Regions from separate parts of the Homo sapiens genome. Here region 1 is linked to region 2. The links are chromatin loops, found by intact Hi-C in ENCODE. Cell type or tissue: endothelial cell of umbilical vein. All regions are shown on one strand. Each heading gives the region's core, and the rest is flanking DNA. Links, peaks and the distances in the headings are about the cores only. Region 1 has its middle 38 kb from the start of PLSCR2. Region 2 has its middle 83 kb from the start of PLSCR4.

Evidence for each region. Peaks named below come from ENCODE experiments on the same cell type or tissue, not always from the same donor. Only the 100,000 strongest peaks of a DNase experiment are listed, where the experiment ranks them.
Region 1: it touches region 2 in a loop (2.4-fold over the local background); 3 of 110 quality-filtered maps call a loop at or near these places.

Annotation. Positions count from the first base shown.
Region 1 is chr3:146,505,611-146,508,530 of GRCh38, forward strand. No RefSeq gene overlaps it. Among named protein-coding and RNA genes, the nearest start is that of PLSCR2, 38 kb to the left of the region's middle. RefSeq lists an enhancer at 1,141-1,806. In endothelial cell of umbilical vein, for the core only: no CTCF peak of the experiment used is centred there; a DNase peak (open chromatin) is centred at 1,231; H3K27ac peaks cover 1,949 bases.
Region 2 is chr3:146,332,815-146,335,734 of GRCh38, forward strand. No RefSeq gene overlaps it. Among named protein-coding and RNA genes, the nearest start is that of PLSCR4, 83 kb to the left of the region's middle. In endothelial cell of umbilical vein, for the core only: a CTCF peak has its summit at 1,500; a DNase peak (open chromatin) is centred at 1,547.

The DNA of each region.
Region 1 (2,920 bases), core at 178-2,677, 170 kb after region 2:
ATGTTCCATCAATAAATTGCAGCTGTTTAAGGGGACCAGACCAGAATAACATTCAAGAGGAAATAAGCTGTCAGGAATATTTGAAGGGAATTGTTTATACAAAAATATTGAGCAACAGAATAGGAGAGTAAGCTTGGAAACAGATCCATAAATCTATGAAAAGTGGATGGCTGGCAAAAGTAGCAATACAAATCAGTAGAAAAGATGAACTCTTTGCTGTTATTGGAGCGATTAGCTGTTTGTATACAATAAAATTAGATATCTACTCATATATTAAAAAGTTCCAAATGGAGTAATGACCTATCTATGAAAAATAAACCTTCAAAACAAAAGAAAAAAAATACAAACCTTGAAAAAATGATATGATTTAAAATTTCTCTAGACAACAAAAATATTATTTCACAAATAAAGTGAATTAAAAGCCATATCCTGAGAGAAGATATTTACAATGCCTACAAACTTATAAAAGATTTGGTTGCATAAAAAGAAACTTCTACAAATTAATAAGAAAGTTGACAGCAAACAAATACAAAAATTACTAAAGTGTGCAAAAAGATGATTCACATTAGAGGAAACATGAACATCTAATTTTAACAAATGAAAACATACTCAACCTCACAATTTCATGCAGATGAAAACAAGAATGAGATTCCCAATTAAAAATATTGGGAATTCACCAAAACAAAACATAACCCAACAATACCAGATCTGATGGGGGATGTAAAGCTGTAGTGATGGTCATACACTGGTGTTTAGACAATAAATTGGTATGATTTATTTGGAGAGCAATATTACAATATTTCATAATGATGTTTAGACCCTTAGAAGCAGCAATTTTACTCATAAGGATAATCATAAATGCTTTTTTTGACATGAGCACAAGGATACATGTACAGAAATATTCATTGAAGTTGATTATAGAGGAAAGAGGAAAGTTGGCATATTATTCAGGGTTCTCCAGAGAAAGAGAACCAATAGGGGTAAAAAAAGTGAATATATACCGTGTGTGTGTGTGTGTGTGTGTGTGTGTGTGTGTGTGTGTAAACAAAAATTGTGGGAGGTCATTGTTTTGGAGTGAGCTCACGCACTAGACTCCAACAAACCAGATTAAACCACAATAGAGTCACTCATGCCAAATGTTACACAATCATACTGAAACTTTAAGGAAACAGACAGATCCCAAGCAGACCATTTTTTTCCCCTGAAAACAGGAAATTTCAATCTGATTGAGTCAGCATAATAAGGAAGTCCCTCTGCTTTAACCCTTACAAAAAAGTAACCTGAAGTAATCTGATGTTAACCAATCATTTTTTTTTAATTGTGCCATTTCCTCATTCCCACCTTACAAGGCCCATTGTTCTTTTATTGTCTAGTCAATGAGAATGATGAGACTTTATTTCCTGGTGATATTTGTAAGTTGGCCTACAATAAGAGGAGTCACAACAGCCTTCAATTACATTGCTATCCTTTCTGTTTACCAGGAGCCACAGGCCACCTGTGGATTGAGTAGCTGGAGAACAAGGAGTCTCAGTTAACATAGATTAGTTGATTATTAAAAAAAGAAAAAAAAAACTGCATGAGATTTGCATCAAGTATATTCATTGACTCATTTTCTAATCTGTGACTCCACTGGAACTTACTTCATTTTCTGGAGCCAATGTTTCTCTAATGATCATTCCAAACTTTTTGCTAGAATAAATTCTTCAAGACTGAATTCTGATTCTTTTGATTATTTCAGATTGACAGAGCTAAAGACAATGGAAACAGTTTCAATAGAAAGAAGCTACAGGACTTCTTACAGCCCACAGTACCAGAACATCAAGCTATTTAGCTGCAGATGTGTACTACTCTTGAAGATAAGAAAAGCAGTAATCCTGAGGGCAATTCAGAGGTCATCAGGTCTGTCTCCTTGGTTTTCAATGGGGGAGAGAGCCATTGCCTTGGTTTCAACAGGCTAGACAGTGGCAGCCTGGAGCCTGGAGAATGAGAATTCACTCAGCTGAGCCTTGGGGGTGGATGTGACTCTCACATTGCAGAGCTTTGAGGGCACAACCCCCACCCAAAAAAGCCTTGCAGGACATGGGTCTCAAAGACAGAGCATCAAACTAAAAAGAATTATTCTTGAGCCTCAAGATCTAATGGCATTTGTTTGCTAGGTTTTGAACTTGATTTGGACATGTTACTCCTCTCTTCCTCCCAACTTCTCCATTTTGTAATGGGAAAGTCTATTCTATGCCTGTCCCACTATTGAAATTTGGAAGTACGTAACTTATCTGGTTTCACAGGCTCACAGCTGGAAAGAAATTTTGCCTCAGGATGAATTGTACCTTGAGTCTCATTCATATCTGATTTAGATGTTTCTTAAATGAGACTTAGAAGTCCAGAGTTGATGAGAGAATGAGTTATGGATTTTGCTACTATTGGGATAGAATTAATACATTTTACATGCAAGAAAGACATGAATGATGGGGGGCCAGGGGTGGAATGTTATGAACTAAATGTTTGTGTACCTCTCCTGCCAAATTCATATGTTGAAACTCTCACCCCTAATGTGGTGGTATTTGGAGTCAAGGCCTCTGGAAGTCAATTAGGTTTATAAAGGTGGGGGTCTCATAATGGGATGAGTGTCCTTATAAGAGGAGGAAGAGAGACCAGGGCTTGGACTCTCTGCCATGTGAGAACACAATAAGAAGGTGGCTCTCTCCAAGACAGAAGGAGGTCCCTCACCAGAAACCAGATCTGCTGGTACTTTGATTTTGAACTTCCCAGGCTCCAGAACTATGAGAATTAAACGTCTCCTGTTTAAGACAGCTTATGATATTTTGTTGTAACAGCCTGTGCCAACTAAGACAAGACTGAAGAGATATGGATGTTAATGACTGATAAGTATACAAAAGGAAGTGAGGAGCATGGTATGTAT
Region 2 (2,920 bases), core at 236-2,735:
CATTTTCAAAGGTTTTGAAATTCTATAGTATGATAACATAAATATCATACATGTCTTTTCAAATAGAAAGTGAAGGAGTACCTTTTAAATTATTGCCAAAAATCATAATTCAAAACCAGAACATTATTTTAATTTTTATGTTGATGTTAGAACATTCTCTCTCCTGTGTTCCTTACATTAAAATCTGTATGTGTTTTTAACAATTATGTCACATCCATATTTGACAGTGTTGCAAAGTATATCATGTAAAAACCTGAAAGTCTGAGCTAAGCATAATTAAAACCTATATGCATGCAAAGTTGAGCTCCAAGGAAATTTAGAGAAATCCATGGGGCCAAAAAGTAAGAAACAATCTGAAAAATCTGAGTGTTACACAAAAGACTAACACTGTCTTTGGCTTCTGCAAGAGAAAGAGTTGCCCACCTTCCTTAGAACGGGGATCTGATTTACCAGTCATGGCTAGGCAGTTGTGAGGGCTTGGGCTTGAGCAAGAAGGGTACTGTAATAGAGACCCCCAATAAAATGGGAACCCTTAAAGGGACACATTCCAATATAAAGGGTGGAATAGATAACATTCTTCCACTGGCAAATGAGAAGTAAATGAAAGCCTCTCTGGGCCTGTGCTAAAGGTTTGTCCTCTGAGAATTCATAATTGTGAGAAAATATTTTAGATGGTCCATTTTCAAGGCATGATAAATCTAGCACTGGCAGCCAGCCTGCGGATGTAACAAACCGCATGGCTCATTCTGTTAGAAAGTCATAATAAGTGAACAGAATGAAGAGGAGGGATCAGCCCATAAAAGAGAAGAAAGTTTCATTATTGGGAAATCAAAACTTAACGGGGAAGGGGGACTTAGGTATAACCTTATAAGGGGGATAATAAAACTCAGGCGACATCTGGGAAGATTGTAACACCATAGTACTCGACCCATTAGGAACTAGGGGAGGGACTTGCATGCTAGGAGATAAATTGCATGCTAGGAGATAAATTACCTGCTGTAGCTACCCCAGGTGTGCCTGCCTACCAGACACTTGATCTTGCAAGACTGCTATTAAAAGTCTCACTTTCTCTGTTCTTTGTGCCTCTGAATCCATTCTTTGGGTTTGGATGGGTGAGCATGTTTTCTACAAATCTGAGGGCTCGTCTGGGATCTCTGTGCCTGCATGGAGTGGGACTCTAGCTGAGAAAGGAGACATATCCCACCCAATGTAGGTGACCTGGTCTTTCTGGGCACCTGGCTCCCGACAGAGGCCACAGACAAAACTGAGACTGTTATTCAGGAGGCATCGGAAGTGACACAGGGAGAAAAGCAAGCCCCACAGCAACCAGGCAACTTCGTGCATGAGCCGAAGTAGGAAAATTGGACTGTAAGTAGTGCCATGGTGGTTGGGCATTTTTGGAGGTTAAGTGTGTGTAACTGAGATGTATCCAGCATACAAAGCGAGTGCGGAGTCCCAATCTGCAGTTCTGTTCTCCTGCAAGGGAAACACGGCTGGACATGGACAAAGCAATTCTTGGGGTGTGCAAGAAACCTCCAGTGGGGGGGGCTGAGTACACAGGGAAAAGCTCAGACACAGAGACTGAAAATGGGAAACAGGAATTCTAGGCCTAAGAGACAAAGGAAGGAGGGAGCCAAAGAGACTCCCTCTGACATTCCCCCGGATAGTCCTTTGGGGAGCATGTTGCAGGTTTGAGGGACAACCCTCGAACCAGGGACAAGAAATAGCAAAAGATGATAAAGTATTGCTGTTTTATCTGGCCCAAAGACCCCATTCATAAGCCTACAGTCTTTTGGCCTAAGTTTGGCTCAGATGAAGACTGGGTGTGCCAAACTTTAACTCTCTGTATGAATGATAAAACCGCATCCTCACAAGAAGAGATAGGTTACGCTTTCTGCTGGATCAAGGAATTAGCTGCCATGTTCCCCCTCAAAGAAGAAGAAGCAGAAGAAAAGTCTAGTAAAGAGCCCTCATCCACTGAAAAGCCTTGGGACCCCCTATCATGCTCGCCCCCTGCCTATGTCTCACAAAATTGGGCATAAGAATATCAAGGAGCAACAGGTGGGTTAGAGGAAGGTGACCTGGAGACCATGGGGGAGATGAACCAACTGCTCCCTTAAATCCTTATCCAAATTTAAGAAAAGAATTAGAATAGTGTAAGAGGGATATTGAGAACTTCCCTATCCCTTCCACACAGCAGATATCTAGCATGTTCCCTCTTAGGGAAGTTCCCATGGGATGGGGAGGGATTGTCTTTGTAAATGCTCCTCTTACAAGTACTGAAGTTAGGAATTTCAAGAGGAAATGAAACCACTCCTAGAAGATCCCTTTTATTTAGAAGACCGGCTTTTACACCTGGGCTGAATTGATGTCCATCATGAATATCCTGTTCACAGGAGAAGAAAGGAAAATGATTAGGAGAGTGGTCATGACTATCTGGGAGAGGCAACACCCTCCTGGGCAAGGAGTGTTGCCAGCCAAATAAAAATTTCCAAATGTAGAACCCAAATGGGATAATAATGATCCCAGGGACCAGGCCCAAATGCAGAACCTCAGGGAACTAATAATTAAAGGGATCAAAGAGTCCACTCTTGAACACAAAATGTCTCAAAGGCATTCGAAATTCAACAAGAAAAAGAGGAAACTCCCTCTGCATTCCTGCAGAGGCTCAGAGATCAGATAGAAAATACTCTGGATTAGATCTGGAGGATCCAGTAGGGCAAGGCCTTTTGAAGGCTAACTTTGTTACTAAGATGTGGCCTTGCAGACCAGGGAGTGCAGCTGCAGGAATAGGGGCAGCAGGAGTCACAGAACTGGAGCAGACGGCCGAGATAAAGGTGGACAGTGTGAGACAGCTGGTGTCAGTAAACCCCTGATGAAAGAACTAATGTCTATATTATACAAAGGGAGTCACTGGGGA